2 separate regions of the Homo sapiens genome follow, and region 2 is linked to region 1. A link is an interaction called in ENCODE POLR2A ChIA-PET data of the cell type or tissue named here. Cell type or tissue: HCT116. All regions are shown on one strand. Each heading gives the region's core, and the rest is flanking DNA. Links, peaks and the distances in the headings are about the cores only. Region 1 holds the start of EREG (epiregulin). Region 2 has its middle 140 kb from the start of BTC.

Region 1 (7,065 bases), core at 2,623-5,122:
GTTCAGAATTGCAACTTTCTCTATATCTACATATATTTCTGTAGAAATGCTATTACAGGCCGGGCATGGTGGCTCACGCCTGTGATCCCAGCACTTTGGGAGGCTGAGGCAGGTGGATCACCTGAGGTCAGGAGTTTGAGACCAGCCTGACTTACATGGTGAAATCCTGTCTCTACTAAAAATACAAAATTAGTTGGGTATCGGGGTGCATGCCTGTAATCCAAGCTACCCTAGAGGCTCAGGCAGGAGAATCACTTGAACCCAGGAGGCGGAGGTTGCAGTGAGCCAAGATCGTGCCATTGCACTCCAACCTGGGCAACAAGAATGAAACTCCGTCTCGAAAAAATATATATATCATAAAAGGCATAAATTTTTCATTTACATGGAGCTTGCTAAAAATATCCTGTATGATTAACATACAATTAAATTTATAATGTTAATTAAAAATTAGCATCTGCTAGAACAGAATTCATATTTAAGGTCTTTTTTATATTAAATGTAACAATTTGATCTTGAACACGTTCCTAAATTTTTCAAGTTCTTAATTGTAAAAAGGCAACCCAATACCATTTTATCTCAGTGGTTTTTGCTAAGGACTAAAAAACGACTTAAAACATTTTGTGTTATGTAAAAACTAATTCACTCAAGTAGCTATGCTCATTTTTTTAGTTAGAAAAGCAGTAATTTCATAATAAATAAGTGCCAGTTATAGTCAGAAGAAACAATAACCTGAGGGAAAGAGGAAGAGATGGAAGAATTGTAACGTGTTCTATGTCCTTGTCTGTTGCTAAATGCTGGTTCTATGGGTAGGGCCCAGGGCTTCATCTGAGTGCAGGCTACAATAGGTTTAATACTGATATCAGTTTGGGGCCTGTGTGTGTATGTCCCCAGTCTAGGATTTCCTAATTCTTCTCATGAGAGGACTCCCTTTTAATTTAAAAGGATTATTTTTTGCAAGACTCTTCTTCCCCATTTAACGGCGCTTATATGTTTGTTATATATCAACGAAAAAACACATGCCACAAAGCGTTTATGAATTCAATATCAATTTAAAATGAATACATGTTACTAATTACATAGAGACTTAATGTATGTTTAAAATAGTATATATATGTGTGTGTGTGTGTGTGTGTGTGTGTGTGTGTGCGCGCGCTTTAGTCTATAGATAATTCGATTTACCAACCCCTTGGAAAGGAATCCCAGTACATCTCAAACTGGGAATTGCTGACATTGCTGATGTATTAAAGTGACTTCCTAATTGGAAAATTCTATATGACCCGGTTATTTTCTTCCCAAACCATTCTATCTTTAAATAAGCTTTGTGCCTTTAAGAGGAATTATGATTATACCGCATACTATGTATATATATTTAAATGAACAATTAATGAAAATTGTTCCCAATTATTTAAAAAAAAAAAAGAAGAAGAATACTATTTTGCGGAGGCAGTGCGTGCAAATCCTCTGATGTGTCATGGTGGAGTCATTCTCAATATCTAATGGCTAGAAAATTGAGTAAACATAGAACTAATAAAGAAAAGATTTCTTCACATCATATAAAATCAGCCTACAAAAGAGTACATTGCTGTGGAAAATTTTGAGACAAGCACAGGGATTTTTTTCACAGTGATGATATCTCATGCTTGCAGGCATTAGTTACAAAGTTAAAAAATTCCTCTTCACATATCAATACCATAGAAGTGACTGTTGTCAATTATTGTCAGCATGACCCATTCTCCCCATCACATCCCCACCATCTTTCTTTTCAGCATAAAACACACTATATTTAAAGAAACAAGCCATTAATCAGGATTAAAAACTCTTCCTCTCACTCTTTGCAAGTACCTGATAGAAAATGCTCCCAGTTGACATTCCATTCGTTTGAATTCTGCTTCCATTCCTCAAAAACACTGGGACTATTTTTTTTTCCAGATCCAATTTGTAGGACAAAAGCCATTATATAACCATAAAAGTCACTTTACCTCTTTCTAATTTATGAAACTTGTGATCTCTACCAATGCTCCATAAAACTATAACCCATTTCTAATATCATTTTCCTTGGTTCCATTTCTTCTTTTCCAAAATAAGCTATTAAGTGAGAAGTCACTCAATGCCTGCTTTCTTGATAGATTTGGAAGCTAGACTTAGGAACCCAGCCTACCTCTATCCTACTGTTCATTGATTCATTTAACTTACAAATATTGACCAACTACCAAGTACCACCATCTTAAGCATCAACGTTTGCATATAATGGTAGGTATTTTTAGTGAGCACTAACTCGGTACTAGGCACTCTACTAAGCACTTTCATTATTTTCCTATGCGCTGGATACTATTATTATCCCTGTTTTACGTATGAGGAAATTGAGACAGATTAAATAACTTGTCCAGGAATTCACACACAGACAGTTTAAATCTTAACCCCTGATAACATGATGAAGTATTTGTTTCTTTTTTTTTTTTTTTTGAGACGGAGTTTCGCTCTGTCGCCCAGGCTGGAGTGCAGTGGCGCGATCTCGACTCACTGCAAGCTCCGCCTCCCGGGTTCACGCCATTCTCCTGCCTCAGCCTCCCGTGTAGCTGGGACTACAGGCGCGCGCCACCATGCCCGGCTAATTTTTGTATTTTTAGTAGAGACGGGGTTTCACTGTGTTATCCAGGATGGTCTCGATCTCCTGACCTCGTGATCCGCTCGTCTCGGCCTCCCAAAGTGCTGGGATTACAGGCGTGAGCCACCGCGCCCGGCCGAAGTATTTGTTTCTAACAAGAGCATTCTGGACATTAAAGGGCCTTAGAGTATGAGAGAAAAAAGCCAGAAAAAAAAAAGGAATAGTAATAATAATTTTTTAAAAAGTAGAAATAAAAAGGTAAGGAGTTAACATCCATTAGATTCCATTTTCTATTCAAATATGTATATTTACATACAGTACTGCTGAATTGACTCACAGTTCTTAGGTCCTATAGAGGAGTGCAGTGAAAAGGAAGACAATTTACACAGTACAGAGCTGAACATAGGACTTACAAACAAAAAAAAAGTCAAGGAATACAAAGTAGCTTTCCCAGGTGTAAAGTACCGGGTCTAGAATTCTATGAGGCTAGGGAGAAGATAAACGACAAAAGCTATAAGAGATCAGAATGAAAAGAGATCCACAAGCCTAAGAAGCCCAGGCCCTTGAGGAGAACCATGAATTTGAGCAGGATTTCACTAATTCCTTTAAAAAGTAGCCATTGCCTCAAAGTACGACTCCATCAGCATAGGCAGGAAAGTGGGAGTGAGGAAAGGCTTAGAGTTTTCCAGCCTGGCTGGGGTCAGACAATTTGCCTGGGGAAATAGTGGGAGCTGAGGTTGAAAAGACCGATTGGCTTCACGTTTGTGGCAGGCCTTGTCCAAAAAGCAATAGGAAGTCGTTGAAAGGTTTTGTGCAGGGGAGCGACAGGATTAAGGCACTACTTAGTAGGAAGTCATATCAAAAGCAGCAACCTGACAAATGGCAAATACGACAGAAGGAAAAAAAATAACAGGAATTTTCTTCACAATGACTCGACTTTGAGGTAATAAATGCCTGAGCCACATTGGAAGCAGGGGTCTCAGAAGGAAGGCGCAGATGGGAAAGGCTTTTCTGGGCGGTGGCGTTTCAATGCAAGGAGGGCGCTTGAATCACTGACAGACTTCAAGTTAAGGGAGTTTTCGTGGCTGAGGTTAGTAAGTCACACGCACAGCTCTCCAAAGGCATGTATGGGGAACGCCAGCCTTGGCTAAAAGACTGATTCAAGTTATGTCCGTCACCCTGAGCAACCAAAACCACCCACTACAGGGCAGGTGACCCCACAAAGCAAACCAAGCCATCTGGTCCACGCTCCCCACCTCCCGGAGGGAGATGGAAAAGTTTCGGGAGTAGTCCCCGGCCAATCGGAAAGACATTTTTTCATTCCTCAACCACTACTCTCAGGTGCTCCAGGGAGGGAGGATGACTTCCTGACGGTCCTCCTGCCGCTCCTCCCTCGGGCCAATTATGAAACTCTGGGCACTCTTGACCTCACCCCGTTAGGGCCCGGGAGGGGCTCCCTAGTATAAAGTTCGCAGCACCAGACAGTTGAGCTCACTTGCCTGATATTTCCAGTGTCAGAGGGACACAGCCAACGTGGGGTCCCTTCTAGGCTGACAGCCGCTCTCCAGCCACTGCCGCGAGCCCGTCTGCTCCCGCCCTGCCCGTGCACTCTCCGCAGCCGCCCTCCGCCAAGCCCCAGCGCCCGCTCCCATCGCCGATGACCGCGGGGAGGAGGATGGAGATGCTCTGTGCCGGCAGGGTCCCTGCGCTGCTGCTCTGCCTGGGTAAGTTCTCCCCCTCTGGCTTCCGGCCGCCCCAAAGAGGAGACAAATAAGGAAGGCTCCTGTGCATTTGTCATTCGACAAGTACGGAGTTGTCTCCAGGTTCAAGTGTGCTCTATTTAAAATTACGTCTTGTTTTGTGAGTCTGTCTTCCCCTATGGTGGGACTGGGGTGGGGGGGACTGGGGATCGATGTTAAAATGCTTTTTATTGGTGAATTAATTATTGGCATATATGTTATGCATGGATTGAAATATCTCCTTATTAAACAAAATAAAAAGTTGTTGAAAAAGCTTTTTTTTTTTTTTTGAAAAGTTGCCAGTCCTAGAAATCTAAAGGCCTGGAACGCACTGTTAACATTTCATGTCTTGTTCCTTTTTGTTGGAGAGTGGGGAATAGAAACTAGCGTAAGAAATTTTTTGGAGGGGGGAAAAAGCTTTTCTCCTCTGTCTTGCGCTCAGTTTTCTAAAACCTAGCCTGGTTTAGCTTTCCCGGAGGAGCTGGTATGCGCCAGTGCCAGTTGGCTGAGCTCCAGACACAAGAGAAATAAAACACTGGTCGAGGGTATCTGGAGCAGAAGGGCCCTGGGCAGGTCCTGGCGCTCCCCACCGCCCTTCGCCCCTACACCTGCTGCTTGCGTTTTTCCCTGCAGCCTCCCAAGCAGCCTCTGGAGCAAGCGTTCTGCACTTGCTGCTAATTGCACTCCATAGCCTGTGATCGCTGAGGGTATTTAAATGCCAGTCTTCCTATTTGAGATGATTTAGTTCAAGGGGAAAAATTTTCTAAATAGCCTTTCTGTTAAAAAAAAATTACTTCTTTCCAATTCCTTAAACTTCAGTTTAAGGAATTTGAAAGAGTTTGAAGTCGTATATGAATATCTTAATAAAAAAATAAAAGTTACCACCAGTCTCATATTCTCCCTGGAGTTGGAATGAGGCTGATTCCCCAGACACTCTAACTCTACCTGTGAAGGATGTGACTGTTAAATTATTATTTTGGCACACCTTATCTCAGGGGTTGAGAGACCTAATGAAATGCATACTATGCATAATTGAAACTTACAAGTCTAAGTCCAGGAACACAAGTGGAAACTAGATATGTGGTTTCTGCCAAAACTGAGCTAAGAAAGACTTGCTAGAAGATTCTCAGTAAACAATGTGGCTTTGCTGTCTTTGTTTTGAAAAGAATTAAATTAGAAAGGTGACAGTCTTCCTAGAGTTAGAAATTAACCTCGAGGTCAGAATAACTTAGCACTTATTATTTTCCCCACATGTAAGGTTGCATCTGAACAATGCACATGTCTGTTCTGGGTGTTTCATTGAATATTCTAATTTGAGACAGCCAGAGCCTGTGAATAACCTGGTTACTACCCACTAGTGTGTGTGTTGTGTGTGTGTTTGTTGTCATGAAAGTGCTTACCTCCTTCATTGCATTACTTAATTATAGTTCATCTATTTCGTCAGCTGCCAAGCCCATTTCCAAATGAGTTAGGTCAGTTTCTGTTTTCCCAGTTTGTTTGGATATTTCTCTGCCACTAGGAAAGTTCCTGTTTCAAGTTCTGTATTATATCTCTAAACTCTATTCAGTTATGCAGAGCCCATAGCCTTATTTTGGCAAGACCACCTGTTATTTCTGAAATTGCCTTCTTTCCCCCAAACAAAATATTTCCTAAAAATACTTTTCCCAAATCTTGTCCTTCCCCCAGCAAAAAAGAGCGAGACATTTATTTTAAATTTTAGCATACATGTTATAACTGCTTTATGTAGTTATGACTAGGGAATAAAGTTCCAGCCTCCACCCTTAACACATACAGATTTAAATTGCTATGCACAATCATTTGGTTACTTTTAAATTTTACACTTGTTTAATATTGAGGCTCTTGTTTTATAAATTGGGGAACTGTGACCCAAGTTCACATAGAAAAATAGTGACAAAGTGAGAGTCCACACTTGGGCTTGCTAGCATTTTTGGCCTACTGAACATTAAGTAGAAGAGTTGAAATACCGGATAACATTTTTTTAAATAATCTATAATTTTAGAGCAGAATTTTGTCTTTTTTATCTTGTGATTTTTCTAAAGAGAGGAGGATAAATTTTTATGTTGAATTCTGCAGTTATGTTCAGGGGCTTTCTATTTAACATCAAACATTTTTATTCATGCCTACATGGGTTTTTGAATATGTTCCTGAATGACATCTCCAAGATAATTTAGTCGTACTTCATCAATGAGAGAGAATTAAGCAGAAGAAATATTCTTTTTTGAAAATATGAGGAGCATAAATCTCAATGAGACAATAGGCTTGTCTTTGATCATTTCTGTTGACTCTGAGAGTTTATGAGTTACCTGAGTCTTGGCACAACCTGAGATGACAAATCTTGTCAGAAAACGTGATGACAGGCCTTTCCTGTCTGGATTTTGACCAGGTACCCTCACCACCTTCTGCACAGTCTTGCCATGTGAGCAGCTTGGGTAATTGGGGTGTCTGATTCAGCACTAAGACCCAAATCCAGGAGTTGAGAAGAAAACTAACAGTTACTAAATGCCTACTGTGTGGCAGCCATGTTGTGTATTAGGTGCTTTAAATACATCATCACCTCTACTTCTTAAAATAACTGTGTGAGGTAGATTTGATTAGCCCAGTGAAGTCAAGTACCTTACAAAGACTCAGAGATAGTAAATGGCCAGGTCACTCTGTGATAATGAGGAAAGAGCCAATGAGATTCAGGGTTAGCAGGAGCAT
Region 2 (7,065 bases), core at 2,798-5,297, 290 kb after region 1:
ATTTCCCTGTAAGTTTCCCTTCCTTTCTCTTTTCTGAGGTGAGCTAATCTTAGGGGGCCTTGCATATGGTCCTGGCATTCTGAGAAGAATGCCTGTTAGGCCTGATTTTCTCTATCCTTTTTGGCAACTTCTGAGGGTTCATTCATCTTGACTAGTCCCTGTCTTGGTGGTCTGACACCTTCTCCTGAAATTTCTGACACCATCATGACCCATTTTCATTGTCTATATACTCTCCTACCCAGGATGATGGTAAACACACTGCTCACGCTTAAATACTTTAATACCCTCTTTCGAGGCGTGGGGGAATACTCTTTCTCATCTAACGAAGTGCAACTTTTGCAGATCAAAGGCATTCAGACTCTGTTTGTGCTACGTGCTTATAAAATTTATTTAGAAATGTATTCTAGGCTGAGTGCAGTGGCTCATGCCTATAATTCTAAAACTTTGGGAGGCTGAGGCAGGAGGATTGCTTGAGGCCAGAAGTTTGAGACCAGCCTAGCCAACACAGAGATAAAACCTTATCTCTACAAAAAAAAAAAATTAAAATTAGCCAGGTGTGATGGCCCGTGCCTGTAGTCCCAGCTTCTCAGGAGGCTGAGGGAGGATGGCTTGAGCCCAGGAGTTTGAGGCTGCAGTGAGCCATGATCATACCACTGCACTCCAGCCTGGGTGACAGAGTGAGACCCTGTCAAAAAAAAAAAAAAAAAAAAAAAAGGAAGGGAAGGGAAGGAAAAGGAAGGGAAGGGAAGGGAAGGGAAGGCATGGGAGGGAAAGGAAGGGAAGGGATGGGAGGGGAGGGAAGGGGAGGGGAGAGGAGGGGAGAGGAGAGGAGAGGAGGGGAGGGGAGAGGATGGAATGGGAGGGAGAGGGGGAGGGCCAGGGATGGGAGGGAGGAGGGGGAGGGAGGAGGGGGAGGGAGGAGGGGGAGGGAGGAGGGGGAGGGGAGGGGGAAGGGAAGAAGAAATGTATTCTAGGCCAGCACTGTCTAGTTTCTGTGACAATGAAAATGTGCTATGTATAACTGTATTGCCCTGTACAGTAGCCTCTGGTTACCTGTGGCTATTTAGCTCTTGATAGGTGGTATCAAGAGCTCTTCTAATGTGACTAAGAAACTGAATTTTAAATTTCATTTAACTTTAATTAATTGAAATTCAAATAGGCACATGTGGCTAGCAGTTACTACATTGGACAGCACAGTTCTGAGTTGCATCTGTGTCCTCCCTCTTGGCAGTGTATAAAAAAGCAAATGCTGCACCAAAATCATGGTTAAGTGCAATAGCACAAGAAAAGGCAAAGAGAAGCAACTTTAAAAACATCTCTTCATATAATCTTGCCACAGTAACATAGATTTTTTGAGGTACGATTTACATATAATAAAAATATACCCATTTTAAGGGTACAGTACAATAAATTTTGACAAACGCATTCAGTCATATAACCACCACCACTATTAAGGCACAAATGAATTCACTGTCTCCATATTATCTCCTCCTTACTCCTAGCCCTTGATAAACACTGATCTGGTTTCTGTAACTACTGTTTTGCCTTTTACAGAATTTCATACAAATACAATCACACATATGCCATCTTTTGCACTTGTGTTATTTCAACTAGCATAATGATTTGAGATTTGTTCATCTTGGTACATATGTGGGAGTTCGTTCCCTTTTATTATAAGATACATTTCATTGAATGGGTATAATACACATTTTTTTTCCTTTTTTTTATTATTATTATACTTTAAGTTTTAGGGTACATGTGCACAATGTGCAGGTTAGTTACATATGTATACATGTGCCATGCTGGTGTGCTGCACCCATTAACTCGTCATTTAGCATTAGGTATATCTCCTAATGCTATCCCTCCCCCTCCCCCCACCCCACAACAGTCCCCAGGGTGTGATGTTCCCCTTCCTGTGTCCATGTGTTCTCATTGTTCAATTCCCATCTATGAGTGAGAACATGCGGTGTTTGGTTTTTTGGCCTTGTGATAGTTTACTGAGAATGATGATTTCCAATTTCACCCATGTCCCTGCAAAGGACATGAACTCATCATTTTTTTATGGCTGCATAGCATTCCATGGTGTATACGTGCCACATTTTCTTAATCCAGTCTATCATTTTTGGACATTTGGGTTGGTTTCAAGTCTTTGTTATTGTGAATAGTGCCGCAATAAACATATGTGTGCATGTGTCTTTATAGCAGCATGATTTATAGTCCTTTGGGTATATACCCAGTAATGGGATGGCTGGGTCAAATGGTATTTCTAGTTTTAGATCCCTGAGGAATCGCCACACTGACTTCCACAATAATACACATTTTTTATTCATTCACAAGTTGATTTAGGTTGGATCTGGTTTAGGGCTATTATTTTTAAAAGCTACTATATGAATAGAGTACCCATTCTTTTCTGGACATATGCTTTTATTTCACTTTGGAAAATACTTAGGATTGGGAATGCTGTTATGGTAAATATATAATTATATAATAAACTGTCAAACTGTTTCTTAAAAGATTATATCATTTTGCATCCCCACACCAATACATGAGAGTTATAATTGCTCTACATCTTTACCATATCTCAGCATTGTAGATCTTTTGATTTTTATCCATTCTAGTGGGTTTGTAGTAGTACTCCATCACAGTATGAATTTACATGTCCCTGATGACTGTGATATTGGGGATCCTTCTATGGACTTCATGCATTTCTTATATCTTCTTTTGTAAAGCATGGGTTCAAATCATTTTAAAATCAGGTTATCCTCTTCTTACTCAATTGTGTTATTTATCAGACATAATTTTATAATATTGTCTCCTAATCTGTGATTTACCTTTTAGTTTCTTAACATTTTTCAATGCTGGGTGCATTTTTCCTTGTTATTGTTTCTTTGTTTTTGCTCTAAGAAATCTTTGCCTCCTCAAGACTACAGAGATTTTTTTATTATAATTTCTCTAGTTTTGTAGTTCAAGTGCTTAGCTTAATGTTCAATTTAGAGTTAATAAAAAGGCCTTTTAAAAAAAAATAAATAAAGCTATCCAAACCTCAGACCAATGTAGAATCTGTCTCACAGAGTCGTTGTAATGCTAGTAAGTCATAACTGTTAAATAATTATTAGCCATAGATATCGATGCTTATCTCTAGAACAAATCCTCTCAGAGCACGGAAGGAAATTCTGAGTTAGAAAGGCAATCTTAGCAGAAAACGTTTTAAACATTACCGAAAAAATGTAAACTTACATAGGAACTACAAATAAAGCCCATTCACCAATAGGACACATCTGAAAATTCTGAATGAAACCAGGCATTCTTAACTTCTTAAACGTCATTCCACAAATCTTCTTTCTAATCTTCCTCAAATCTAAACTGATTTGTTTTATCTTAGGACTGAATATTCATGACAGACCAAAGATGCTTTGTTTGATACCGTTTGATTTCTATAATTATATTCTGTAAATATGTCTAGAAATTGGCACAAAACTGAGAAGGAAATCACAGAAAAAGATCAGAATATTTTTTCCTACTGCTTTTCCTTAGAGAAGAATCTATATAATCTCTTACATCTTTAGACATCAGTAGGTTTCAGGTATGAAGAAGGTTAGCTACTTCTTAATAACTCAGGAGCAGAGTACAGCATAGAGTCCAGACAAACATCCACAAAGATAATTGTAGTACTTTTCCTAGGATTACCTGGTGGCTTATCAATTTGTGCACAAACCTAGAGCTACAAATGGAAGAGGGGCTAATTCCCATAGAAAATTAATGTTAACTGTTTATGTATTTTTTTTTCTTCTGACCTTTCCAGGTGAGAGTTGGGTTTTCCAGAGCCCAGTCACAAGAAATTTACCTATTGATCCTCTGACGAAACGCAATGGTAAGCTGTGCTAAGTAAACTGACCCAGCTCACCCTAACTTGTAACTGCACTGCAATGCTTGAAACGCAGCGAAAATCCTACAGCATGTTCCCTTGTTCTCTGAACTCACCTGCCCATTGCGTGCAAGAAAAAGCTGGATTCCTTCTCGGTCTAGTAAATGATTTTCTTGAATGATGCAACCGACTTATCTAGTGGGTTATCTCTGGACCTGTTCACAAGCTGACAAGTATTTGCAGGGATGTACAGTCATGCTTTCTGTTCCTCAAACTGTAATGTGTTTGTAAGTGAAAAATGATGAGTATGATGTGGATCCGAGCTGGTAAATCACCCCATTATGATGTGGTCTCCTCTTTTGATCTGACCTGAGGCCTGAAGCAGGAGAATTTATTTATCAGGGGCAAATGAATTCTGACTCAGATAAGTGTGACAGAATGTAAGGTCTTCATCGATGCATTGATTCAATTTTTCAATAAATATCCATTGATCTTTTACTAGGTACTTTTCTAGCCCCACCAGAGAAAAAGACAAAATCCCTTTCCCCATTGGGTGGGTTTCTGACAATTCGTATATACTAAGGATGACAATGAACTTTTAGTGCTTTTCTTCATGCTATGAGACATAACATGCAGGTCGATGACTTTATCTTAATTCCTTTCCACAAACTATACTTCCTTACCCTCTAGTCCTTGGCAAATAGGGTAAAATCTTAAACCAAGAGAGATTCTAGCACATAGCCCCTCAGTCCATGCATTCTCTTTGTGCAGGGGAATTTAGGAAGGAATTGGTCTTGACATGAGTAAAAAGACCAGATCCTGAGGCAGACTCCCCTCCAAAAGAGATTGAATTTACTGGATTGTGCTTATTGCTTTCAACTCAAGAAGCAATACTTCCCTTAAGTAGTCCTCTAAGTTTAAAGTGGAACTCAGCATATCTCCTTTTGGCTCAGATGTATCAACTTTTCTTCACCACTTTCACTCTGGCACTCACATCTGGCAGTATTCAAGCTGGTGGCTAATAGAATCAAAATGATAACGTAAAAATGGACCGTCGGTACACCTCACTTCGTGTTTGGCACTGTTTGTTCATCTGTGGAACCACTTCATATTAACAAAGATGAAACTTTAAGCTAAGTCTAGAAATTCAGTATAAACCTCAGAGATCCTTGAGTCATAGTCTAGATAAATCTGTGTGCCTGAATTACAGGTGCATGAAATAAAGCATGAGAGACCAGGATTTATCAAATGCTCACAATGAAAAAGCAATTCCTGTGGAAAAGCAATTCATATATACACACACATGTACACACACACATAAATTAGGCAGATCTAGATGAAGAAAAGAAAATAACTGCTCCCTTCCAGGACCATGCCCTAAACCTGAGGCTACCATGAACTCACCCATGTGCAGCTCCAGCTCTTGGAGGAGGCCTCACCTTCCTCATCACATTGCTGGATATTAAACAAATACTTTGGGATGAAGGAGACAAACAAGAGTATCAACACTACTACTTAATGGTCCATATGTATCTAGAAGACCTGGTTGGAAGGAAGATGGTGAAAGAGGGAAAAGCACAAACATACTTGTGCCATAGTGATGCACACTTTGCCTGCCTCCCTTCAGGACACCAAGATGCACATCAAACAAAATCTTCAAAACTGAAATTCAATCTCAAATAATATTCAATCTTGTATCAGAGTTACCCCTGAAATACTCAACCTTTCTAAGTTGATCCATTGGGATAAAGCAGGGAGTAGAAAGTCGAATCATAGCCCCAAAGATAAAATTCCCCTAAAAGCCAGTCATAAGAGGCAGTTCAAATGTAAGATATGAGACTAGATTATCCATACTGGTTCATTATCCCCAAACAATGACACACCTGGTTTTTGAAATCTGCATAGTACCTTTGTTTTTACAGACAATGTTTGAGATCTAGACTAATGTCTGTGGGTCTGTTCCCATGCCAATCTTTTCAACACAAATCATTTTGGAAAAACAAGTAATGTTGAATGAAAACTGCTTTTGACCCATGGGAATACTTACGAGCTACTGAAATATTTTAGCCGGTGAAATCTCATGAAGTTTTCTGAAACTATAGTGATTGTTCTCAAGTTTGTGAAGGTATATTTTGGTTAACAATGCTCATTTCTCTGTGTTAGCTGGCAACAAGCTTGTTAGGAAATGCATCCTCACTTTCATCTATGTCCAAAACTGACATTATGCTTTGGCGTGGCCTCTGAACTAATTGCTGTATACACAGGGTGATTTTTATGCTCAGCAGTAGTGTGATGAGGGGAACTATTCACTCATTGACCAAACACTTGTTGAGCTCCTAACAAATGCATGACTGGGATACACAGTAGCAAGGAAGATGGACAGGCCCACTGGTTTCATTGAGTTTTCAGACCACCAACAGGAGAAATAAAATAAACAATAAATAAACAACAAACACAAATGTCTGATTGCAGTAAGTGCTGTGCAGAGAATAGAACAACTGGATGACTAAGTCACCGGGTGACTACTTTTGACTAGGTGGTCAGGAAAGGCCTTTCTGAGGAAATGACATTTGAGCAAATACTTGAATGACAAGAAGCACTCAGACATGCAAAGACTCCAGGTAAAGTGAGCAACAATTATGCTTTAAGTGGAAAGAGTTTTGTGTAATCAATTTTTTAAAAAATCAATAAAATGACCATCAACAATAAAAAGTTATGGCTGCTCCTGGAGCAGAGTATTCATGGAGATATGAGAGATCAGAGTAGGCAAGGGCCCCATGTGGAGGCCTGCTAGGCCTTCTGCCCATCACAGGAGTTTGGATTGTAGTCTAAGTGCAGTGTGAAGCCGTTGGAGCAATTTAAATAAGCAAGTGATATGCTGGGATTTACTATATAACACATATAGAAAACATACAATTTGGAAAAAAGAGGAACAACTCCTGCCACCAAATCCAAACTCCCCATAATAAAACAAACTAGTCTTTCTATTAATTAACATTTTCTTTAAATTATCTCCAGCATAAAGCATCCTCCCAGTATACATATATGCACAACCTAAACACATGATGTGTCCACAAATGGCCATTCATTACATTCACCAAAGGGCAAATGCAAATGCAGGATGATTCTTCCCAAATCCTGGCATTTGCTTCCCATGAAGGGAGTTCAAACTGCATACTCATGAATCTCTCTTAATATCT

The links. ChIA-PET counts read pairs that join two places held together with the same protein. Peaks named below come from ENCODE experiments on the same cell type or tissue, not always from the same donor. Only the 100,000 strongest peaks of a DNase experiment are listed, where the experiment ranks them.
Region 2: POLR2A ChIA-PET joins it to region 1 with 12 read pairs; 5 of 35 experiments call an interaction of 5 or more read pairs at or near these places.

Annotation. Positions count from the first base shown.
Region 1 is chr4:74,361,047-74,368,111 of GRCh38, forward strand. It overlaps EREG (epiregulin), which reads left to right and starts at 4,099. Exons shown (of 5, transcript NM_001432.3): 1 at 4,099-4,329. The coding sequence starts at 4,263. LOC105377276 (a long non-coding RNA gene) reads right to left here and starts at 4,295. Exons shown (of 3, transcript NR_188415.1): 1 at 4,105-4,295. In HCT116, for the core only: no CTCF peak of the experiment used is centred there; DNase peaks (open chromatin) are centred at 3,486, 3,865 and 3,995; H3K4me3 peaks cover 2,452 bases; H3K27ac peaks cover 2,500 bases.
Region 2 is chr4:74,650,391-74,657,455 of GRCh38, forward strand. No RefSeq gene overlaps it. Among named protein-coding and RNA genes, the nearest start is that of BTC, 140 kb to the right of the region's middle. RefSeq lists an enhancer at 3,589-4,788. In HCT116, for the core only: no CTCF peak of the experiment used is centred there; a DNase peak (open chromatin) is centred at 4,021; H3K4me3 peaks cover 726 bases; H3K27ac peaks cover 2,500 bases.